Regions from separate parts of the Homo sapiens genome. Here region 2 is linked to region 1. Evidence: chromatin loops called from intact Hi-C (ENCODE). Cell type or tissue: endothelial cell of umbilical vein. All regions are shown on one strand. Links, peaks and the distances in the headings refer to the core of each region. The heading gives the core; the rest is flanking DNA. Region 1 overlaps CUL4B (cullin 4B). Region 2 holds the start of MCTS1 (MCTS1 re-initiation and release factor).

Region 1 (12,944 bases), core at 2,109-10,108:
CTGTTGCTGTGAAAATTAGTACACGCAAAATACTCAAATCAGTGCACAACACATAGTAATAATGCCGTGTAACATTATAAGCATTATAATGCTATGCAAATGTCGGCTAGTAGTTGTAGTACTAAGCTATTACTTAAGAATAAGCCCATTTCATATGGCTCTTTTGGCGTATTATATATGCGTCTCTTAAAATGTACAACAATAAAAGCCAAAATATGAAACTGACTTGGAAAGGCCTTAAGAGAGCATGTGGTCCAATATTTTTTCTTTGTGGTGTCCATGACAGCCTGCAAAGGGGATTCATCTCGTATTATCTCATATAAGCATTATGGAAACCCTTTCTGGGGTACGTAGGGTAGTAGTTACTATCCCCACTTTTTTTTTTTTTTTTTTTTGAGATGGAGTCTTGCTATGTCACTCAGGCTGGAGTGCAGTGGCGTGATCTCGGCTCACTGCAACCTCCACCTCCCGGGCTCAAGTGATCCTCTTGCCTCAGCTTCCCAAGTAGGTGGAATTACAGGCGCCTGCCACCACGCCCTGCTAGTTTTTGTATTTTTAGTAGAGACAGGGTTTCACCATGTTGGCCGGGCTGATCTCGAACTCCTGACCTCAAGTGATCCACCCGCCTCCACCTCCCAAGGTGCTGGGATTACAGGTGTGAGCCACCGCGCCTGGCCTATCCCCACTTTATTGATGAGGAGACTGAGTCTCAGAGAAGTTGAATAACCTGCCCAGAGTCACATATTGGCAGAGCAGGGGCAACTCAAACTGAGATGCTGGATTTCTAGTTCATTGCACTTTTACTCCTGTACCACCTCACTAATATACCCTGGTACTTTGAATACCACTGTAGTGCAGTGTTTGAAACAATTAAATTGTTTTACTTTAGGGAAAAAGCTCTTTATAATTTTAGTAGTATTTTTATCTGTGCATGCATAAGTGGTGTTTATTTGGATAGTATATGGTGTTTATTTGGATATGCTGGTATACAGCATATTTAATTTCAATAATATTTTATATATTCCATATTTGTAACAAATGTTTATTGTGGTTATTAATTAACCCTATTTACTTTACCTTGAATATTTTTCCAGAGCTTTTGATTTGAAAATACTTTTCCTGATACATTGATTCTGTTAAATCTTTTTCTTTCAAGAGCATAGAGCTTGCATCTCTTGTTTTTGTTTTCTTGTACTTCGTAAGTTTTACCTGCTGTTGTTCAGTTGCATTTCTTTAGCCTAGTCACAAGTCTTATAACTTCACTGTTTGCATTTTTCATAATACCTTACTGCTTTTGCTATAATGAATTCAAAAGCATTGGTTTTTAGCTCTTTTACTGTTTTTGACCTTAATTTTATAAATGTTCCTTTGGATTGTTCTCAGAAAGATTATTTTGAGATGTTCAAGTTCAAACAGGAGGATAAAGGAGGTAAAGCTATTTCATATAATCTGGACTTCAGGTGCTTGTTTGATTTTGACTCATTGAAACGTAATTAGAAGTACTCTCTCAATCTACCTGAGTGGGAAATAAAAACATAAGAAAAAGTACTCTTCTAAAATTGAAATAATGTGGAAATATGTAGTTATACAAAAGTTCTCCAAACCCCTGTCCCACCCTCTTTCTCTGAGGTAAACACTTACTGGCATATATCTGCTTAGAACTTACTTCTGCATGAAAAAACATTTTGCTTTAAAGCTTTAAGTATGGAAGTCCCTAGTGTGGGTTGCATGTACTGCCTACTAAGTTTTTAATTTCTATAAAAGAACATGCTGTTCTAAGTACACTTGCAGTAAGCAAACATTGTCTTTTTAAAGTAATTTTAAATTAGAATTGGACCTGAGTTTTAAAATTATCTTTCCTTGACAACCTTGAGATCCTGTGGGTGTGAGGCAGTGATTAATGTTTTCATTTGACTGTTTTGTTTGTTTGCGTGCTTGTTTTTAATTGACTGCAAATAAGACTGATTAAATGCACTGACTTTTGAGCTGTCCAGCCTGCCTTAGGTTACAAATCTGTCACTCATCATATAACTTTGGGCGAGTTACTTCTCTAAGTCTTGGTTTCCTCATTTACAAGATGGTGAGACTAACGGCTACCTATATGGTAGGGTTTTTTAGACGTAAATGAAATATTGCAAAAAAGTAATTATCACAGTTCCTGCTATATATTGGTATGTGTCATCAATGATAGTAGATATTTGAGTCTTTAGAAAAGAAATCTTTATTTTAAAATTACATTTTATTTTAGAGCTCTGAAGCCACACGATTTTAAATTCTAAATCTACACTGGGCCAGAGCAGCTGTCTGATAAATAGATTACATTCCAAATGTGCTTCAGTAGACACCATTAGCGAAATTGAAAAAATAATAGAAAAAGACAGGAACTCTCTAGGAACAGTGTCCCTCTACGCTTAAAAAGAATGTGTCTTGTTTTCACATGTGGTATCATACAGTTGGAATTTTGGTTTTGGTGTGAGTTTTTTTACTATTAATAAGTAATATTTTAAATAGGATTATTTTCATAATCCTATTATGAGCTCATGTTCTCAACTTTTGTATGAGTAGCCGCAGTGTTTTGTTTTGTTTTGTTTAAATAGAGATATGGGGGTCTTGCTATGTTGCCCAGGCTGTTCTCGAACTCCTGGCCTCAAGCAGTCATCCCGCCTTGGCCTCCCAAAGTGCCAGGCTTACAGGCATGAACCACCATGTCTGGCCTACTACAGTGTTTAAGATCAGCTACCTTTTTTGGAGATGCTGGAAGTTTGTACAGGAGCGTGTAACATTTATCTTTCCTATAAATCTCTAGCTATTTTTAAAGTCAAGCCTAGGCCATACTTCAATTCTGATGAAAATAATTTTATTTATTATTAATAATGGGAACTGTAGTTACCTTTTTGTGAAATAAACCTTAAATGATGAACCTTTCTATTAACGATTCATTTATAGAGTAGATGACCACAGGACTAGAATCAAATAGTATAGGTTATTATCAATTGTAAAATCTGGTTGCTTAAGCAGTCAGTGATTATTAAGAAAGCAGTTAGATTCTTAGCATTGTTGATGACTAGCTGTTGGAGTCTGTGTAACTTTTGTCACCCTGTTGATGTCTTAAAGCTTAGTCTATTATGTATTATGTATTTCTCTTTTTACTGAATCGTTAATCAGTACTATTGTTGCTGTTTTTTAAAATGTACAACTAAAATTCTACTCTTTGTTATTTTGAAATATACAATAGATTATTAAATAATAAAAAATTTTAAAATGTGCACTTACAAATTCTTAGTCCTTGATAATTTTCAGTCTTATTTAAGTCCTGTTTACTGGAAGTAAAAAGAAAAGGAGTTTAGGTTTCATTGTATAGTTGGTTTCCTTTAAACAGATTCTTAGTTTTTGAATACTTAGAGTATCTTAGCCATATTTACTTGACATAAAAAGAGAGATAATGTAGATCTTATTGCTATATCAGTTGTTGAATTTTTTGTTATGTGCTTTACTTACTATCTGTAAACATAGCTCGAAAACTAAGACTCCACTCCTTAGACCAGTGACCAGAGTTCAACACCCTGGTGGAAATTCAGTATCTTTTTTATTGTCTGTTGTTCAGTAAATATTTGCATATGTCATTTGCTACACGTTTATATATATTTTTTGACTGTGTTTTTTTTTCAGACACTTTTTTTTAGCTCATCCTTGTGAAGAAAGACACATTTTTTATGTATCCTGTGGATTTTGGAGGGGAAGGGCTGGGATTTGGAAGAATAAGGGTTAGAAGCTTGCTAGAATGCCTGTATTTTATACCTAAGTACCTTCAAAGGATTTAAGGCAGCATATTTACTGGTAATTAGTGGGAGCTTAAATAAAAAGATAGTTTTATTAAAAAGACTTGTAAGGCTGGGTGCGGTGGCTGACGCCTGAAATCCCAACACTTTGGGAGGCCAAGGTGGGCGGATCACCTGAGGTCAGGCATTCAAGACCAGCTTGGCCAACATGGTGAAACCCAGTCTCTACCAAAAATACAAAATTCAGCCAGGTGTGGTGGCACGTGTCTGTAATCCGAGCTACTGGGAAGGCTAAGGCATGAGAATCGGTTGAACCCAGGAGGCAGAGGTTGCAGTTATCTAGAATCTGTTTATTACAAATAGTTGTTTGTGAGGCAAGAGGTTACTTCCAGAGATTCCCAAAGTGTTTTATTAGTGTAAATAATAAATACGTAATGCATAATATGTAAAAATACATAAATAATACATAATATTTAAATAAAACAATGCATAATATGTAAAAATACATAAATAATAAATACATAATATTTAAAAGAATATATTTGTAAAAGTGCTTTTCAAAGATCTAGAGTAAAATAGAGCTTATCTCAAACACCTTCTTATTCCTGTTTCCATCCCAGCATGTAATAGGATGAAGAGTACTTAGTAAACAGTCATTCCTTGTTCAATCCATGACTGCTTACTGTGTCCAAAACTGGACTGATACCTTGGGGTTATGGAAAGCACTTAGTACTAGTAAGAGAGCATAAGTACCTACCCTAAGTTACTTATGTTCTAATAGGTTCATGAAATTAATAGTTCGTGACCAGCATTTTTTAAAAAGAAATGAAATAGCAAATATCAGAATGCATCACATAGAGTAATGATGTGTAGGTTCGTGAAGATTTTATTTTAGTTACATAAATTTATGTATGATGGATTGTGACATTAGATTTCCTACTGTGGCTTTGGGTCAAAACATTTTGGAAGCCACTGTTTTACAGACACCACTCCAAATCTTGCCTAAAGGTGAGAAAAGTAGAGTACTTGGATCAAAGGATGTGTGAAAGGTTATAATCGGGTGGCCAAGGTGGCTCATGCATGTAATCCAGCACTTTGGGAGGCTGAGGTGAACAGTTCACTTGAAGTCAGGAGTTCGAGACTAGCCTGGCCAACATGGTAAAACCCCATCTCTACTAAAAATGCAAAAAAACCTAGCTGAGTGTGGCGGCGCATGCTTGTAATCCCAGCTACTTGAGAGGCTGAAACAGGAGAACCACTGGAACCTGGAGGCAGAGGTTGCACTGAGCCAAGATTGCACCCCAATCTGGGCGACAGAGCAAGACTCCATCTAAAAAAAAAAGAAAAAAGAAAAGTTATAATCAGACATGAGATGAAAGTGGTAAGATTTGCCTTGAACACCATGCTAAAAAGTATGGTGGTGGGGAAGTTAGAAAGGCTTTTATTGGGGAAGGCAAGTATTTAAGTTTTTTGAATACCTGATATATTCCTCTGGTTCAAAGCCCCGAAAGTATTGCAGAGCATGTAGTGAGAAGTCTCACTTCCACCCCATCCTCCAGTCCCCTAGTTAGTTCTCTTTGTGACAGACATTATTAGTTTTTTGGGTATCTTTCCAGAGATGTTTTATATACGTAAAACGACTGTGTATGTTTTTATTTTGTTCCTTTTTTACATAAATGATAGCAGACCATGTACCGGATAGTTCTTTTTGTTTGTTTATTTATACCTATTACGAGATTGCTCCATCACAGTACAGGAAAAGCTTGATGGAAGGTTGTTGAGGAAGGAAAATGACTAGATCCGGTCTATAGGTTAAGCAGTCAAGGCTAAATTAGAAAAACAGAATGTTCCCTCCGAACTTGACCTCAAAACTCACCTTAGATGCTCCTGCCTTTCTTGCCTTAAAGTTCTTAAACCACCCTCCAGCCAAACACAGGTGAGACTCTGTGCTGTAAAGCCCAGCTTAATTCTCGATTTCTCACTATTTCCACTAACTTTTTATCTGTTTCCCTGTGGGTCTTTGGGACTCTGTCCCTTTACCTCTTCCCAGGAAGGCTTTTCTGACTTGCCCTCCCCTAAATGCTGGGTTAGGGGCCTCATCTCTCTGCTTATCCTCATCATAGCATCTAGCACACTCAATCGTAATTACACGTTTTCTGGCAACTTTTCTCATACTAGAAGCCCTTTCTATGTGCAGGACACATTGCTAGAGTTTTTTTTGAATACTTCATGTATTCACTTGGTTCAAAGCTCAAAAAGTATTAAAGAACTTATAGATAGATGAACACACAATGTCTTTCTGTCATTAAGGAGTCAGAGAGACAAGATATACACATAAAAAGATAAGTAGTTTTGTGTAAGAAGTGTCCAGTGGTTGGGAGATAAATAGTGTTGACTCAATGACTAAGTCAGTGTGGTATGATGGGTGCGAGTGCCATGTGAGTCACTGGTAGCTGAGTCAATTAAGAAGAACTTATTGGAAGAAGTGGGACCTAATTGAGTAGTAAGGGAATATGGTATCTTGTGTGAGAAGATAAGTAGATGTGCCGAGAACTGTTTTATTTGAGAAGGGAACATAGCAGAAGGAAATGGGATAAATAGGACTTAGAGAAGTACCGGAAGTGCACAATGTGGAAAGATGAAGTACGCACTAAGTCATATGACAGAATCTAAGCAAAGCGATAAGAAATGCTGAGAAAACAGTCATTCAGAAGGAACGGTGAGATACAATGAGAGGAATACTAAAGGTGGAAGGGGGACAGTCCACAAAGGACCTGTGTGAACAGAGAGGCACATGAAATAAATGTAAATTCCCTTAAGCATTTGTGGCCTAGCCCCAGGTCACGTGAAAAGTGGGCAGGCCAGCAGGGTCTCAGCCTTCTTATTCCTCCATAGCTGCTCAATCTAATTGGCCTGCTGTTTCCTGATGAGGTGTGGTGACTTGTCTCGTGGTGTAAGAGGTTTCCTTTAAGCTCTGCTCTGCTCTGCTCTTCTCTTCTTTTTTCTTCTCTTCTCGAGACAGAGTCTCACACTGTTGCCTGGGCTGGAATGCAATGGCACATTCTCGGCTCACTGCAACCTCCACCGCCCGGGTTGATGAGATTCTCCTGCCTCAGCCTCCCGAGTAGCTGGTGCACACCACCACACCCGGCTAATTTTTGTATTTTTAGTAGAGACAGGGTTTCACTATGTTGGTCAGAGTGGTCTCGAACTCCAGACCTCATGATCTGCCCGCCTCGGCCTCCCAAAGTGCTGGGATTACAGGCGTGAGCCACCGCGCTCTGCCAAGCTTTCTTTTCATTTGCTGATTTATTTACTGGACCTGCATATTGGGAATGTGACTTCTAACTACATATTTTTAAAATTCCACTCCAACCCACAGAACTTGGATGCCCCCCTAGAGTTCATTTTAATGGAATTTTTTTCTTCTGTTGTGGTGAGAAAGGAATTCTGGTGTTACATTTAAGTCATTACCACTTGGAATTATAGATTATATCAGAGTTTTCCCAAAGAGTTTTAGCATGCCTGTTGTTTTAAATTTGAAAGTCTTTTATATATGCATAACAGGAAACTTACGGAAATCTGAAGGTCATCCTTCTGGAATCTGAGTATAAAAGAAGACCAATTCAGTTATTAAAGTGAAGTAAAAATGCAGTTCTTTCTTTTGTAATTGGCGTTAATTCAGTTGTACAAATTTTATTTATTTTTTATTTTATTCCTTTTTGAGATGGAGTCTCTCTCTGTTGCCCAGGCTGGAGTGCACTGGTGTGATCTCGGCTCACTGCACCCTCCACCTCCTGGGTTCAAGCAATTCTCCTGCCTCAGCCTCCTGAGTAGCTGGGATTACAGGCGTGCACCACCATGTCCGGCTAATTTTTGTATTTTTAGTGGAGACGGGGTTTCACTATGTTGGCCAGGCTGATTTTGAACTCCTGACCTCAAGTGATCCACCCGCCTCAGCCTCCTAAACCGCTGGGATTACAAGCATGAGCCACTGCGCCCAGCCACAGATTTTAAAATCTATATTTAACTATTCTTAAACTGAAATGTTGGAGAAAATTCCTTGGTATTATATCATACTCATTATCATACTACTAGCAATAATTTCTGCTTTGTTCTGTTCAGGAAAATCCAAGAACGTTTAAGTAAATTTTAATTCAATTGTAGTAGGACTGCCCAACCCATCTGATACATAAACAACAGGTGAAATTCTTTTTTAAACCCAAAATGAAGCTCTGCTTGTGAAAATGATTAACATTTTAAACAAGACAGCTTTTTTATTTTTGAGACAAGGTCTCACTTTGTCCCCAGGCTAGAGTGCAGTGGCGTAGTCATGGTTCACTTCAACCTTGAACTCTTGGGCTCAAGTGATCCTCCTGCCTCAGCCTCCTAAATAGCTGGAACTACAGGTACACACCACTGGGCCCAGCTAATTTTTAAATTTTTTGTAGAGATGGGGTCTTGCTTTGTTTCTGTATTAGTCAGGGTTTTCTTAGAGGGACAGAACTACAGAACTAGTAGGAGATATATATAAAGGGGAGTTTATTAAGTGTTAAGTTACACGATCACAAGGTCCCACAATAGGCTGTCTGCAAGCTGAGGAGTAAGGAGAGCCAGGTTGATTCCCAAAACTGAAGAACTTGGAGTCTGATGTTCGAGGGCAGGAAGCATCCAGCATGGGAGAAAGATGTAGGCTGGGAGGCTAGGCCCTTCTCTCCTTTTCACTTTTTTTGGCCTGCTTTATATTCACTGGAAGCTGATTAGATTGTGCCCACCAGGTTAAGGATGGATCTGCCTTCCCCAGCCCACTGACTCAAATGTTAATCTCTTTTGGCAACACCCTCACAGACACACCCAGGATCAATACTTTGTATCCTTCAATCCAATCAAGTTGACACTCAGTAGTAACCATCACAGTTGCCTAGGCTGTTCTAGCCTGGCATCAAGCAATCCTCTCACCTTGGCCCCCCAAAATGTTGGGATTACAGGCATGAACCACTGTACCCAGCCCAAGTAGGATTTTCTTTGAGCAGCATGTTGGCACTCAAAAAGTTTCAGATTTTTGAGCTTTTTGGATTTCAGATTTTTAGATTAAAGATGCTAAACCTGTAATTTGTTCTTTTTTGATACAGTGCATTGGTTATGAGAAAGTTTGCCACCCACATTGATATATTTTGTTGTTTTACCTTGTGTCTTAAGTGGATGAATAACCCTTTTTAATAAGCTGATGTGGTAGAAATATCAAATTAATAAGAATCTGATGTAAATAGTTGAGAAATCCTTCATCCTCTCCTTAAGAAAGTATTTTAACCTTGCAGGCTGTAGAAAATCTCTGTTCTTACAAGATTTCTGCAAACTTGTACAAACAGCTGAGACAGATCTGCGAAGATCACATCAAAGCACAGATTCATCAATTCAGAGAATATCCTTTTTAAAACAAAAAATCGTGAATAGTTTTGTCTTCCTCTCTGTCCCTACCCCTCACTGTTTAACCCAGCTTGAAGTAGAATGCCTGTATTTTGTAGGTTTGTCATTTTTTGTGCCTTGTGTTTCTCGAGAAAGAAACACATTTTGACTTTTCAGCCTTAATTCGTGTCCAGGACTACGTGTGGTATTCATGTAAATAAGATGTCCTTATGTCTTTATCCTTTTTGCCCTATCAGATTTCCACTTGAGGAAAAATAATCTCCTAAGGGAAATAGTAAACTGAAAACACGATGTTCAGTTATGTCTAAGACTTGTTTTTAAAGGTGTTTTTTAGTATAAACTATGTTTTTTTTTTCTTTTACAAATTAGGAAATAGCACTTTGGTGCATAATCAAGTGCCATTTAGTTTCACTTAGTGTGCAAGGTATTCATGTTTAAGACTAATATGCTCTCTGTCACATGGCACATATGACTTGTACCAAACGCTTTAAAATATCCTTAACATATGTTTCAGGGATTCATTGGATAGCGTTCTTTTTTTAAAGAAGATTGATAGATGCTGGCAAAACCATTGCAGACAAATGGTAAGCTGGAAAAAGTATTGTATTTCGGCTAAACATTGTATTAATAGTTAAAAACATTTCTTCAAATACAGGAATGTTAGTTTTTAAAACTTAGCAATAGGGAGATTGCTTCAATATCTATTCCTTTTCTTTTTTTTTCTTTTTTTAAAAATTTATTTATTTTTTATTTTCCCGTAAGTTATTGGGGTACAGGTGACATTTGGTTACATGAGTAAGTTCCTTAGTGGTGATTTGTAAGATTTTGGTGCACCCTTCACCAGAGCAGTATACATTGCACCATTGTAGTCTTTTATCCCTCGCCCCCCTCCCACTCTTCCTCCCAAGTTCCTTTTCTGAATTGGAAACTAGTTTTGGTTGAGTTTTCTATTTTAAAACCACAAGTTACAGGTAAACCTGCATTTCAGAATGTCTTGCACCTTAGGTTCATTTTTATTTTTGTCACACTTACCAAAAATGTATTTATCTCATTCATTAAAAAGCTACATTTCGTCTGTCACTCTTATTTTTTTTTCTCTCTTGATGATTATCCTGTCCACTATTTGATTACCTGTGAAGGTGCCTGATGGTCCTGTGTTTTAGTTTATTCAGATAACAACCTTTTCCATTTTTCTTAATCTGGTTTATACCTTATATTCTACAGATTAAAATCTTAAAATCCATCACCCCTCCCCACCCCCACCCCCTGCCAATAAAAACCCTCACATGTGCAATGTAAGGCAGCTTCATTCCCTAGCACTGTGGCGCAGGAAGAATTATATGAGCGTCCCCTTGATTTTTCAGTTACTTCTCAAGCAGTAAATCAGAGGGCCATTTTAAGTGTCTTTTTTCTAGAAAACACAAAAAGGATTGACTGTTGAGTAATAAAAACTATATGGGCATATTCTCAGATAGATGTGTTTATCTGCATGTTTGATCTTAGTAATGTAATATATATACAGACAAACTCTTCAGTTTTATTCTTATTGAAAGCAAATATTTCAGCTTCACAACATACAAAACTTGTTTGATTTCTTTTTTTTTCATTGGCAGATCATGATCAGGAGCATTTTTTTGTTTCTGGATAGAACTTACGTTCTTCAGAATTCAATGCTACCCTCCATTTGGTAAGGATGCCAGAAAAATATGAAAAGATTGTTCCAAATCATACTCAAATCTTAATTACACTAATGAAAGTGTATAAGCTATACTGTGAATATTCTAAAAATTCACATTTGGTTCTAGACTTTCCTTTGTAGCAGTTTTATCTTCCTAATAATATGTTGCCTATGCTAATATTGAAGATAGCTAACATTCCCTGGGCATATATTAATTTATGAAGAAGTTTTTTGTTAGCCGAGGGGACTAAAGTTTGCTCTGGAATGTCTATGATTGTGATTCATTTTGCTGCTGACCATCAAGAGTTCACTCATTTAACATTATGCAAAAGTCCATGTATACACGAAAATAGAATAGTATCATGAACTCTTCCCCCTCCCATGTACCTATCATCTGCCTACAGCAATGATCAGAATTCACTGATTCTTCAGTATTGAAACCAGTTGATAAATAACCAAATAAGCTTTCAATACCAGTACAGTGAAAACTGTTTTATGTCTTAGAACTAATTTTGTCTGTTGATTTGAGCAAAGAAGAAATCCACAAAAAGAAATAATACAACAAAACTTAGTTATGGAGGAAAATAGGAATTTAGCTTCAATTCTCAGTAAAGGCAAAATGAGTTTCCTGTGTTCTTTAATCTAATAATGTTATTCAAAATTAAATGTGTGGATTTTATTTTTTGACAATTGCTGCTTCAAAGCCCTGGAGCCCTAATTAGCATGGGAACATGTGGTAAGAAGTTAAGCAAACCTCTTCAGAAGTGGTATTGTCAATTAATTTAGGTTATATGTGTTTTTTATTTTAGGGACATGGGACTGGAGTTATTTAGGGCTCATATTATAAGTGATCAGAAAGTGCAGAATAAGACAATTGATGGCATTCTTCTCTTGATTGAGAGGGAAAGGAATGGTGAAGCAATTGATAGAAGTTTACTTCGAAGCCTTTTAAGCATGCTGTCTGATTTGCAAGTAAGTTAACTACTACACCTACTATACAGAGCTGATTGCTATCCTAGTTTTTTTTCCCCCCACATCAGACAGGTAATGTGCTGATGTCATAACAAGGTTTGAAGGAAGCACATCTCATATATGAGCATAAAAACCCAATCATCATGCTTCTCAACTACAAAAGGATCCTAGCTTGATGTTTAAAAACCAAATTCATAATGCTGTTTACATAGACATAGAGGACATTTAGTAAATATTTGCTAAATAAATGATCTCCTTCATTTTGTTCCCCCTCCAGATTTATCAAGATTCTTTTGAACAACGATTTTTGGAAGAAACTAACCGGCTCTATGCAGCTGAAGGCCAAAAATTAATGCAAGAAAGAGAGGTATTTAAAAATCATGACTAATAAATTCTCACTGTCTCTCACAATAGACCTTACTTTGTAGAATATAAGCTTCCCTTTGCATTTATCTTCCCAACATTGTGATGCTCTTCTCTCACTTAGGTGCTCCTTTCTTTTCTCTCTTCTTAAAGGCCAGAATTCTGGATCATAAACTCTACCTATAAATTTTTACATATGATTCTACCCTGTCACATTTGACAGGGCCACTTCCAGGATCTTTTGGACTTGACATTTTCTGAATGATTTATGGGGAGGAAAACAATAATGTAAAAAACTATCTTTGTAGGTTCCTGAATATCTACATCATGTTAACAAACGTCTAGAAGAAGAAGCAGACAGACTTATTACTTACTTAGATCAGACCACCCAGTAAGTACCACATGCTGAATTTAATAGTCTTAAACTGTCGTTAAATCACTTGCAGCACTTTAGCCATCCTAAACATGTTAGTAACTGTTTTCAGGTGTGATTTGAAGTGTTAACAGTTGTTTTCATAATACAAACTTCAAGTTATTCTTTTCCCTAGTTAATTAGTTTTCATCCAAGGATTCGATTATTAGGGGTGTGTGTGTGTGTGTGTGTGTGTGTGTGTGTGTGTGTTTAGAAGGTAATTTAGAAATAATACTAGAGGCTGATGTGACCTTTAAACTCTTCAGGCCAATTAAAATTCAGTGGATTCCCCTATTTCTGTGCTTTCCTAAGT
Region 2 (12,944 bases), core at 2,103-10,102, 53 kb before region 1:
GGCCAGGTGTGGTGGCTCACACCTGTAATCCCAGCACTTTGGGAGGCCAAAGCGGGTGGATCACCTGAGGTCAGGAGTTTGAGACTAGCCTGACCAACATGGTGAAACCCTGTCTCTACTAAAAATACAAAAATGAGCCGGGCGTGGTAGTGGGTGCCTGTAACCTCAGCTACTCGAGGGGCTGAGGCAGGAGAATTGCTTGAACCCAGGAGGCAGATGTTGCAGTGAGACAAGATCGTGCCACTGCACTCCAGCTTGGACGACAGAGCGAGACTCCATCTCAAAAACTAAAATAAGATAAACACACTCTAAAAGTAGTTTCCCTATTCCCACCAAGTACCATTCCTTTTCTATACCCGAGGCAAATGGCTACTTTAGCTATGATAAAGGAGAAGATGTTCTCCTGTCCAGAATAGTCACAAAAATCTATTTAATCCAGAAAATAGCTGAAACAGCATGGTAGAAATGGAAATAATGCAGAATTATTCAGCTATGTCATGAGTTGAATCGATCTTTAAGGACCATCTGGGACTCTGACATTTCTCTTTGAGAAAACGTGCTCTGAGGCCCCCAAACTCAACTTTTCAAATAATTAATTTTCAAAATAAAAGTTGGAGGTTGCCAATATTTCCCACTATTCACTCCTAACACAAAATTGTTGCTTGGTAAGAGATACCTATACCTGGTGCCTAAATTCTTTTCCCTTTTGAGAGCTTTCACTCCAACGTATGTCAGTAAGTCAAAATGAACATTACAGTGGCAAGTTGATATCCAAAAAGCTGATCCAATTATATCATCTATATCCTTTCCCCTAGTAATCAAGAATTCCCTATTGTGTCCTAAGTCTGATAACAGTAGGCCCTGACTGGGCTGAAATGCAGCTGAGACTCTTCTGTAACTTGTTCTCATTTAACTTCTAAGAAACGACCTAAGATGAGATAATTTAGTAGCAACAAATAAAATTACTTTGTACAACTTCAAATGTAACCAGAAAGGCATGAGATAAGAGTAACAGTAACCTTCAAAAAAGTACATCTAATGTTCTCTTGGATGGTACACCTTTCGCAGTAATGATAAGAGCACAATGAATACATTTTTCAGCAGTTTTAGCCTGGGAAGGATACAACAATGGTATCTACTGCAGCAGGGTAAAGCTTAGCTCCAGGAGAAGTTAAGCCTGGACACATGATATTTGCTCCACTGAGTACAAATTTGATGGCTCCTTTATCAACCTGCTGGTGTGGCAGGATAAAAGGATCTGTAAGAAAAGATATACAATATATTAATAATAAGACTAATGACTCAACAGAAAAAGGCAAAGGATCTGAACAGTATTTCCCCAAATTAATCTGACAGATACAAAAGAAAACTCTGAAACACTATCATTTGTTTACCAAATTGGTAATCTTTTTTGTTTGTTTTTTTGAGACAGGGTCTTGCTCTGCCACCCAGGCTGGAGTACAGTGGAGCAATCAATACCTCACAATAACCTTGAACTCTTGGACTCATGCAATCTTCCCGCCTCAGCATCCCAAGTATTCTCCAAAAACCGTAATTTCAAAACTATGGTTTTTGGAGACTACTTAATATGCCCTGGGAAATTTTTGTGATATAATGTTAAGTGAAAAACGCAGAGTAAAAAAACGATTAAAAAGATCAGTGGTTACCTGGGGTTGGGGAAGTGGGGGGAGGAAGGATGAATAGGTGGAGCACAAAGGATGTTAGGCCAGTAAAACCATTCTGTATGATACTTTAACAGTAGATACTTGACATGTATTTGGGAAAAACCATAAAACTGTAGAATACAAAGAGTAAACCCTAATGTAAACTAAGGACTTGCGTTAATAATAATGTATCAATGCTGGTTCAATTGTTACAAATGTATCATTCCAAAACAAGATGTTATTCATAGGGGAATCTGAACTGGGGAGAGGGAACTCTATTCTTTCTGCTTACTTTTTCTGGAAACCTAAAACTGCTCTAAAAAATAAAAGCCTGTTAATTTAAAAAAAAACTACAAGGGGATGAGGAGAAGTTGGTTAAGGGGTATAAAAATACAGGTCGATAAGTTCTAGTATTCGAGAGTACAATAAGGAAATTATATTTAACAATGATTTACTCTATATTTCAAAATAGCTAGAAGAATTGTAATCTTCTCAACACAAAGATAAACGTTTGAGGTGACAGATACCCTAATTACCCTGATTTGATCATTACACGCTGTATAAAGGTATCAAATATCACATGTACCCCTAAAATATGTACAACTATTATAAATATATATAGGTGGTGGGGGATACAGGCACCACAACAGCAGACAATGTACAGCTATGACGTATCAATTTTTAAAAACTATGTAACAGAGAGCCCAATTTTAAAAAAAAATGCATTTACACACATCACAGGAAATACCTGGACGGAAGGACACTTAGTCAATGCTTTCCCATATATAGACTTTTCTCTATTAGGCAAATAGATACAAATATAAAAGATGAAAATGCTCACAATGCTTATCACAGTTTGTAAATACATATTTGCGTAATTATCTAATTGTTGTTTATTCTCCAAACTAGACTATTAGTTTCTTAAGGACAGAGACAATGTCTTTGCTTCCCATTGTATTCTCAGCACCTAGCTGAATGCCTAGCACATAGTAAGTTCAATAAATATTTGTCTTTTTTTTTTTTTTTTTTTTTTTGAGACTAAGTCTCGCTCTTGTTCCCCAGGCTAGAGTGCAATGGCGTGATCTCTGCTCACTGCAACCTCCGCCTCGCGGGTTGAAGTGATTCTCCTGCCTCAGCCTCCCGAGTAGCTGGGATTACAGGCACCTGTGACCACGCCCGGCTAACTTTTGTATGTTTAGTAGAGACGGGGTTTCACCATGTTGGCCAGGCTGGTCTCGAACTCCTGATCTCAGGTGATCCACCCGCCTTGGCCTCCCAAAGTGCTGGGATTACAGGCGTGAGCCTCCGTGCCCGGCAATAAATATTTGTTGAATGAATTAATAAATGATCTTTCTTGGGCTTTCTGGAATGCATGAGAGAATCTGCATTTTTCAGATTTACCACAAGATGGGCATTCATTTTAGTTTTACATCCATTATTACCTAGTACTAATAAATAATGAGTCAATTATCAGAAGTCACTCTAAACTCTTTTTGTGTCTTTCAGTATTCCCAAATGCATATTTCTGTTTTTCTCCCCCAGCAGTGTCTTATCTGATTAAATGCATATTTCTTACAAGACTTTACATTTGAATATTGCAATAGGAGTAAAATTTCAAAAAATAAAAATAAAAAAACCTTACATTTGTGAAGTAATCTTAGGGTTGGATAAAAAGGCCCTTCTCTTTGTCTAAAAAAGAGTAATTCTCCATTTACTGTAAGGATTTCTATATGTTCATGGCTGTAAGACAAATGTCACAAAGTACCAAGTTAGATATTTTCTTTCAAAAATTCACAATATAAAACACGCATATACAGTGATAAACTTTCTTAAAAAGTCAGTAAAAATCCTGGCCAAAAAATATTGTTTACATTGTTTTTCCTATCATGCAAGTCCAGTAGAGAAAAAAAGAAAAATATTACCTGCTACAACCAATTTTATTTCACATTTTATTAATTCCATTGTTAGGTAATTCAATAAAACAATTCTCTAAACAACAAACTGAAATAAATTAAATCCAACTCTGAACTAAAACATTTAACTCTTTACTAGAACAATCAATACACAAAGCCACATTTTTTCAGGGACATAGAAAATCTTTGAAAATACAAATATTGGAGTTTTAGAGTTATTCTGTGTCTACCCCATTATTAATCTATCAATAGTTAATCTGAAAATAATTCCATTTAGTATGAGTGCAATCTAATCATTAAATATTCAGCTATACCGAGCTTTACACAGACAAAAACAAAGACTTACCATCGGACTATTTTGACAGGATCTTTCTTAGGCATGATTTGATTAAGCCATGGTTCAATACCTGGAAATTGCTCTATCAATTGATTCTTAATACCCTTAATAACTGAAGTTTTCAACTGGATGCAGTTGGACACATTTTCTTTTTCATCAAATCTGCCAAGTAATTTTTGCAAGAAAAGAAAAGGCATTTCTAAGTAGAGGTATCAGAATACCTAAAGGTACTGTTCTAATTAGTCATTTATTCCCAACCAAGTATTTAGATACTTAATTATGAAATAAATTGTTCTTTTAAAAAAAAATACCATCTCCCTTTTACTCTGTCCAGCACAAAACCAATGTCTTAATACAATATTGAAATAAACTGTCAAGTATACAGCAATTAGCTGGGGTTAGGGGGAGGAATATGAGACATACTTTGCACCATAATCTGTAATTAGCTACACAAATGCCTTTCCTGGAAAATCTTATTCAATTCTACCCAGGAAGAAACACAGGCTCCCACCAATAATAAAACCTGAGATCAGAAAACAAAACCCTCAATTCTTGAGATACAAAAGACCAACCCAAGCATAACATAGAAAATCGGCCCCTGCTAGGCTATGTAATCTGCTGAGATTTTTTTTAAGTGATGATAATAATGATTTCTAAGATCCCTATTCGTTTTTGCTCAAAATTTCATGCACAAAACCCACCTTCCTTTGCCCATGTTCCCCCTTTGCTTTTTGCGTCTACCAAATCTGGAAGGCAAACCCACTAGTAGGTTCCCAAGGAATTTTTGTCTTCCTTACACTGAATAGCCTATGGGGCAATCGTTATTTTCAAGGCAAGGTTAATCTGGCAGCTAGGCAATAGGCATGACAGGCCGCTTGCTTCCTGTCACCCAGACTCCTTCACTCCCATGACCCAGGAAGTCAAGCCTTCCTTTATTCAGTTCATAACTAATAAACATATGGCAGTGAGCGCAGGGCTCCCCTCTCAGCTACAGAGAATATGCCTCTAAATCACAGTGCACGGATGTGATTGGTAGAACCCTAGGAATGGAGACAGAATTGGGGGAGGGGGCAAAAGAGAAAGAGGGGTAAGGAGAAAAAACAATGGGAGTGGAGGGACTGAAACCCAATTAAGGACTACGGATGGAAAGCTTAAAGAAGTGTTCAAGTTGGGAGTGAGAGCATAGTACTATAGAAAACCTTAGGGAGTCAGGATGGCAGGGGCGGGGGAGAGAGAAAGAGGATCTTAGCTCTCGCCCTCTTCCCCACCCCCACCCCACCGCCTTTGTGAGCAGCCGATGGAGGCCACAGCATGTCCTTACTTCTTGAACATGATCCAAGGTGAAGGGGGCGACGATAGGGAAGGGCCCGGAATGGGAAAGAAATTGAATTTGCAGGGGTCCGGCAGATCCCCTCACACGAGGAAGGCCGGCACTGACAGTCGGAGCTGTAGTCGTTATCCGGAAAACGAGAGCCAGCCGCGCTTTACGGCTCTCAGTCAAATCTGACTACTTCCGCTCCTCTGGACTCCACGTAGGCGCTTTTGCCGGCTCCTTTTAGGCAACCGGTTCCTCAGCAGTTGGAGGTAGCTGAAAGGGCGGGACTTGAGAGGGAAGAAGTGATAGAGCAATTGCAGGAAGAGAAGAATGGAGGGGGCGGAGAATCAATCAAAGTAGCATTTATGGCACTTGCGTCAGTTACGGGTTCCTCAAAGGGTCAAGATTCTTCCGTGCTTCGTTGCTACCTATCGTCAAAGTAAACGATTTTTTTAGAGGGAATGGTTTCTGTCCTGTCTGAGGCAACCGAATGGATTGGTGCTTACCTACCAGCATGAATCCAGGCAACCCTCATGGCTTCATGTTAAAGTGCTGGTAGGATTGCCAGGTTTAGCAAATGAAAATACAGGATGCCTATTTAAATTTGCATTTCAGGTAAACAATGAATATTTGTTTTAGTGTAAGTATACCTCATTAATATTTTGGATATACTTACACTAAAAATATACAGCGCTTGTTTAGCTGAATTTAATTGAGCATCCTGTTTTTTATCTTATAACCTTATTCACTGGCAACCGTACGATGCTCCCAAAGTTTTTTGCGGGTTTTTATTGAGACAGGGCCTCACTCTTGCCCAGGCTTGAATGCGGTGGTGCTATCATGGCTCACTTGCAGCCTCTACCTCCTTGGCTCAAGGGATCTTCCCACTTCAGCCTCCCAAGTAGCATGGACTACAGGCACACACCATCATGCCCGGTTAATTTTTTTATTTTTATTATTATTATTATTATTGTAGAGACGGGGTCTATGTTGCTCAGGCTGGTTGCAAAGTCCTGGGCTCAAGCAGTCCTCCCACCTTGGCATCCCAAAGTGCTGGGGTTACAAGCGTGAATGACTGTGCTCCCGTAGAATAATTCCCATAGAATTATTACAGAAGGTAATCTGATTTAAGAGATAATAGCTAAAGAGACATGTTTTACTTATGTAATTTTTTTAAAAATAAAGCTGATAGAGAAACAAAATTATGCCAATCAAGAGTTTCACTTTGTTTTTTGTTTTAGAGACAGCATCTCACTCTGTCACCTAGGCTGGAGTGCAGTGGCATGATCACGGTTCATTGGAGTTGCAACTTCCCAGGCTCAAGTGACCCTCCCGCCTCAGCCTCCGGAGTAGTTGGTACTACAGGCATGCACTACCACACCTGGCGAATTTTAATTTTTTGTAGAGACAGGCAGGGTCTCACTAAGTTGCCCAGACTGATCTTGAACTCCTGGCCTCGAGCAATTCCCCGAACTCAGCCTCCCGAAGTGTTGGGATTACAGCCATGAGCTACTGTGCCTGGCCTAATCAAGGGTTTTGATCAGCCAAGAAATCATGGAAAAATTTAAAAACCTGAAAAGGCCCTACGCAGGAGGTGGGGTGGGTAGGCACTGACATCCAAAACAAATACACCAGTCTCCCCAGGGAGTAAATACTCTAGTCCATATTGAGGAGACGGGCCATTAGAGCAATTATAGCAAACAGTACTATGCATTTAAATGATCCAACTAACACCTTGTCTTAATTCTATGGTATGAACAATATTCTGATTATAATTTGGCTTCCCATGAAGATCTGCCCACAGGGAAAGAATTAGCTACGTTCCAATCAAATCTGCATGAACAATTATGTTTGCATTTGTAAATTAATAAATTGGCATTCTGGTTTATACAACACTCTCTTGTGAACATCCTTAGTGAGAATCCACATTCCCAGCATCCATCAACTCTGCAACATTTAGAATATTGACATTATGAACATGTGAAACTGATGTCCAGACCCCAAGCTGTGGTGACTGCCACACTGGCAGGATTATTTTTTTTTAATTTTTATGGGTACCTAGTAGGTGTATAAATTTATGGGGTATATGAGATGTACAGGCATGCAATGTGAAATAAGCACATCATAGAAAACGGGGCGTCCATCCCCTCAAGTATTTATCCTTTGAGTTACAAACAATTCAATTATGCTCTTTAACTTATTTTAAAATATACAATTAGGTTATTATTGACTATAGTCACAGTACTAGTTCATTCTCACACTGCTAGAATACCTGAGTCTGTGTAATTTATAAAGTAAAGAAGTTTAATTGACTCACAGTTCTGCATGGCTGGAGAGGGCTCAGGAAACTTACAATCATGGCAGAAGGGGAAGCAAACACATCCTTCTTCACAAGGTGGCAGGAGAAAGAAGTGTGTGGAGCAAAGGGTGAAGAGCCCCTTATAAAACTATTAGATCTCGTGAGCACTCACTCACTATCACAAGAACAGCATGCAGAAAGCCACCCCCATGATCCAATCACCTCCCACCAGGTCTCTCCCCAGACATGTGGGGATTATGCAGATTACAATTCAAGATGAGATTTGGGGGGGACACATCCAAACCATGTAAGTCACCCTATTTTGCTATCACATAGAAGGTCTTAGTCATTCTTTCTGTTTTTAATACCTATTAGCCAACCCCACCTCCACTACCCAACCCCCCACTACCCAACCCCCCACTATCCTTCCCAGCACCTGGTAACCATCCTTCTATTCTGTGTGTCCATGAGTTCAATTGATTTGATTTTTAGATCCCACAAATAAGTGAGAACATGTGACGTTAGTCTTTCAGGGCCTGGGTTATTTCACTTAACATAGTCAACTCCAGTTCCATCCATGTGATTGCAAATGACAGGATCTCATTTTTTTATGGCTGAATAGTACTCCATTGTGTATCTGTACCACATTTTCTTTATCCAAACATCTGTTGATGGACACTTAGGTTACTTCCAAATCTTAGCTGTTGTAAACACCGCTGTAAGAAACATAGGAGTGCAGATATTTCTCTGATATACTCATTTCCTTTCTTTTTGGGTAGATACCCAGGAGTAGGATTGCTGGATCATATGGTAGCTCAATTTTTAGCTTTCTGAGGAACCTCCAAACTGTGCTCCATAGTGGTTGTACTAATTTACATTCCCACCAACAGTGTACAAGTGTTCCCTTTTGTCCACATCTTCACCAGCATTTGTTATTACCTGTCTTTGGATATAAGCCATTTTAACTGGGGTGAGATGATATCTTGTAGTTTTGATTTGCATTTCTCTCATGACCAATGATGCTGAGCAACTTTTCTTTTGCCTGTTTGCCATTTGTGTGTCATCTTTTGAGAAATGTCTATTCAAATATTTTGCCAATTTCTTGATTGTATTATTAGATTTTTTCCTATAGAGTTGTTTGAACTCCTTATATATTCTGGTTGTTAATCACTGGTCAGATGGGTAGTTTGCAAATATTTTCTCCCATTCCATGGGTTGTCTTTTCACTTTGGTGATTGTATCCTTTGCTGTGCAGAAGCTTTTTAACTTTATGCAATGCAGTTTGCCCATGTTTGCTTTGGTTGTCTGTACTTGTTGGGTATTGCTCAAGAAGTCGTTGCCCAGACCAATGTTGTGGAGATTTTCCCCAATGTTTTCTTGCAGTAGTTTCATGGTTTGAGGTCTTAGATTTAAGTCTTTAATCCATTTTGAATTGACTTTTTTATATGTCAAGAGAGAGTCTCGCTCTGTTGCCCAGGCTGGAGTGCAGTGGCGCGATCTAAGCTCCCTGCACCCTCTGCTTCCCGGGTTCAAGAAATTCTCCTGCCTCAGCCTCCTGAGTAGCTAGGATTACAGGCGTGTGCCACCATGCCCAGCTAATTTTTTTTTTGTATTTTTAATAGAGATGGTGTTTCACCATATTGGCCAGGCTGGTCTCAAACTCCTGACCTAGTGATCTGCCCACCTTGGACTCCCAATGTGCTCAGATTATAGGTGTGAGCCACCGTGCCCGGCCAGTGTATTTTACTTTTCATTATAGAGACCTTTCACTTCTTATAGTTCAGTCAATTCCTAGGTATTTAATTTTACATGTGGCTATTGTAAATGAGATTATTTTTTAAATTTCTTTTTCAGATTGTTCACTGTTGGCATATAGAAATGCTACTAATTTTTGCATTTTGATTGTGTATCCTACAATTCTAATGAATTTATCAGTTCTAATAGTTTTCTCATGGAGTCTAGTTTATTCTAAATATAAGATCATATCATCAACGAACAAGGATAATTTGACTTCTTCTTTTCCAAATTGGATGCCCTTTGTATCTCTCTCTTGTCTGACTGCTCTAACTAGCACTTTCAGAATAACAGTGATGACAGTGGGCATCCTGTCATGTTCTGGATCTTAGAGGAAAGGCTTTAAGTTTTTCCCCCTTCAGTATAATACTAGGTGCAGGTCTATCGTATATGACTTTTGTTATGTTAAGGTATGTTTTTTCTATCCCCGGATATTGAGGGTTTCTATCATGAGGAAATGTTGAATTTTATCAAATGCTTTTTCAGCATCAACTGAAATGAAAGGTTTTTATTTCAAACTGAAACTGAAGGTTTTTATCCTTCATTCTGTTGACAGGCTGTATCACATTGATTGGTTTGTGTATATTGAGCCATCCTTGAATCCCAGGGATAAATCCCAGTTGGTCATGATGAATGATCTTTCTAATGTATTGTTGAATTTAGTTTGCTAGTATTTTGTTGAGGATTTTTTTTTTCTTTGAGACGGAGTCTCACTCTGTCACCCTGGCTGGAGTGCAGTGGTGCGATCTCGGCTCACTGCAAGCTCTGCCTCCCAGGTTCATGCCATTCTCCTTCCTCAGCCTCCCGAGTAGCTGGGACCACAGGTGCATACCACCATGCCCAGCTAATTTTTTTGTATTTTTAGTAGAGACAGGGTTTCACCATGTTAGCCAGGATGGTCTCGATTTCCTGACCTTGTGATTCACCCACCTCAACCTGGGAAAGTGCTGGGATTACAGGCATGAGCTACCGTGCCCGGCCGAGGATTTTTGCATCAGTGGTCATCAGAGATATTGGCCTGAGACTGAGTCTTGCTCTGTCACCCAGGCTGGAGTGCAGTGACACGATCTCAGCTCACTGCAACCTCCGCCTCCCAGGATCGAGTGATTCTCCTGCCTCAGCCTCCCAAGTAGCTGGGATTACAGGCACGCGTCACCACGCCCAGCTTTTTTTTGTATTCTTAGTAGAGACAGGGTTTCACCATGTTGGTCAGGCTGGTCTTGAACTCCTGACCTCGTGATCTGCCCGCCTCTGCCTCCCAAAGTGCTGGGATTACAGGTGTGAGCCACCACGCCCGGCTGTGGTTTTCTTTTATTGTGTCTTTGTCTGGTTTTGGTATCAGAGTAATGCCAGTCTCATAGAGTGAATTTAGAAGTATTCCCTCCTCCTCTATTTTTTGGAATGGTTTGAGTAGGATCAGTATTAGTTCTTCTTTAAATGTTTGGTAGAATTCAGCAATGAAGCCTTTGGGTCCTGGGCTTTTCTTTACTGGGAGACTTTTTATTACAGCTTTGATCTCATTACTTGCTTTTGTGCTGTTCAGGTTTTGGATTTCTTCCTGATTCAATCTTAGTAGGCTGTGTGTGTCTAGGAATTTGGCCATTTCTTCCAGATTTTCCAATTCATTGGCATATAGTTGCTCATAGTAGCCTCTAATGATCCTTTGAATTTCTGTAGTATCAGTTTTAATACCTCCTTTTTCATTTCTGGTTTTATTTGGATCTTCTCTCTTTTTTTCTTAGTTAATCAGGCTAAATGTTTGTCAATTTTCTTTAACTTTTCAAAAAATATCTTTTTGTTTCATTGATCTTTTGTATTGTTCTCTTCATCTCAATTTCATTTATTTCTGCTCTGAACTTCACTATTTCTTTTCTTCTACTAATTTTAGGTTTGATTTGCTCTTGCTTTTCTAGTTCTTTAAGATGCATCATTAGATTATTTATTTGGAGTTTTTCTTCTTTTTTGGATGTAGGCACTTAGAGCTATAAACTTTCCTCTGAGTACTGCTTTTGCTGTATCTCATGGGATTTGATAGGTTGTGTTTCCATTATCATTTGTTTCCAGACATTTTTCAGTTTCCTTCTTAACTTCTTCACTGATCCAGTGGTCATTCAAGAGCATATTGTTTAATTTCCCTGTGTTTGTATAGTTTCCAAAATTCCCCTTGTTATTAATTTCTAGTCTTATTCCATTGTGGTCAAAGAAGATGCTTGATATTATTTCAATTTTTGAATTTTTTAAGACTTGTTTTGTAACCTAAGATATAGTCTATCCTTGAGAATTATCCATGTGCTCAGGAAAAGAATGTGTATTCTGCAGCTCTTAAATGACATGTTCTGTAAATATCTATTAGACCCATTTGGTCTACAGTGCAGATTAAGTTTGATGATTCTTTGTTGATTTTCTGTCTGAAAGGTCTGTCCAATGCTGAAAATGGGGTGTTGAGGTCTCCAGCTATTATTGTTTTGGGACCTATCTCTTTCTTTAGCTCTAATAATATTTGATTTATATGTCTGGGTGCTCCAGTGTTGGGTGCATATATATTTAGAATTGTTATATCTTCTTGCTGAATTGACCCCTTTGTCACTACACGGTGACCTTCTTTGTCTCTTCTTCTGGTTCTTATCTTGAAATCTATTTTGACTGATGTAAGTATGGCAAATCCTGCTCTTTTTTGGTTTCCATTAGCATGGAACATCTTTTTCCATTCCTTTATTTTCAGTCCATGTGTGTTTTTATAGATGAAGTGTGTTTCTTGTAGCAACAGATCAATGGGTCTTGTTTATTCATCCATTCAGCTACTCTATGTCTTTTGATTGGAGAATTTAGCCTATTTACATTCAATGTTATTATTGATAAGTAAGGACTTATTCCTGCCATTTTGTTATTTGTTCTCTGATTGTTTTGTGGTCTACTCTTCCTTGTTTCATTCCTGTATTCCTCTAGTGAAGGTGATTTTCTCTGGTGATATGACATAATGTCTTTCTATGTTTTTTTATCCATTGTATGTTCTTCAGTTTGAGGTTACCATGAGGCTTGCAAATAATAACTTATAACCCATTATTTTAACCTGATAACAAGTTGACACTATACACATAAAGGAACAAACAAGCAAAAAAAAAAAAAACTAATAAAAACTCTACACGTTAACTTCATCCCCACCGCTTTTTAACTTTTTATTGTTTCTATTTACCTCTTATTGTATTGACTATGTCTTGATGAGTTTTTGTAGTTGTTATTTTTGATTGGTTCATCATTTTGTCTTTCTACCTAGTATAAGAATAGTTTACACACCACAGTTACAGTGTTATAATATTCTGTGTTTTTCTGTGTACTATTACCAGTCAGTTTTGTACCTTCAGGTGATTATTGCTCATTAATGCCCTTTTCTTCCTGATTGAAGTACTCCCTTTAGCATTTCTTGTAGGACAGGTCTGGTGTTGATGAAATCCCTCAGCTTTTGTTTGCCTGGGAAAGTCTTTATTTCTCCTTCATGTTTGAAGGATATTTTCATCAAATATACTATTCTAGGGTTACAGTGTTTTTCCTTCAGCACTCTAAATATGTCACACCACTCTCCTAATCTGTAAGGTTTCCACTGCTGCCAGATGTATTGAAGCTC

What was found. Peaks named below come from ENCODE experiments on the same cell type or tissue, not always from the same donor. Only the 100,000 strongest peaks of a DNase experiment are listed, where the experiment ranks them.
Region 2: a loop joins it to region 1, with 4 times the contacts of the local background. A loop is called at or near these places in 64 of 110 quality-filtered maps.

What each region holds. Positions count from the first base shown.
Region 1 is chrX:120,543,393-120,556,336 of GRCh38, reverse strand. CUL4B (cullin 4B) reads left to right here. Exons shown (of 20, transcript NM_001079872.2): 3 at 9,098-9,201; 4 at 9,721-9,790; 5 at 10,820-10,893; 6 at 11,694-11,856; 7 at 12,134-12,223; 8 at 12,528-12,610. LOC124905273 (small nucleolar RNA U13) reads right to left here and starts at 12,022; the gene lies at 11,919-12,022. RefSeq lists an enhancer at 5,717-6,916. In endothelial cell of umbilical vein, for the core only: no CTCF peak of the experiment used is centred there; a DNase peak (open chromatin) is centred at 6,286; H3K27ac peaks cover 3,701 bases.
Region 2 is chrX:120,596,539-120,609,482 of GRCh38, reverse strand. It overlaps MCTS1 (MCTS1 re-initiation and release factor), which reads right to left and starts at 5,382. Exons shown (of 6, transcript NM_014060.3): 1 at 5,236-5,382; 2 at 3,924-4,076; 3 at 3,307-3,404; 4 at 1,125-1,258. The coding sequence starts at 5,246. In endothelial cell of umbilical vein, for the core only: no CTCF peak of the experiment used is centred there; DNase peaks (open chromatin) are centred at 4,872 and 5,522; H3K4me3 peaks cover 1,716 bases; H3K27ac peaks cover 2,030 bases.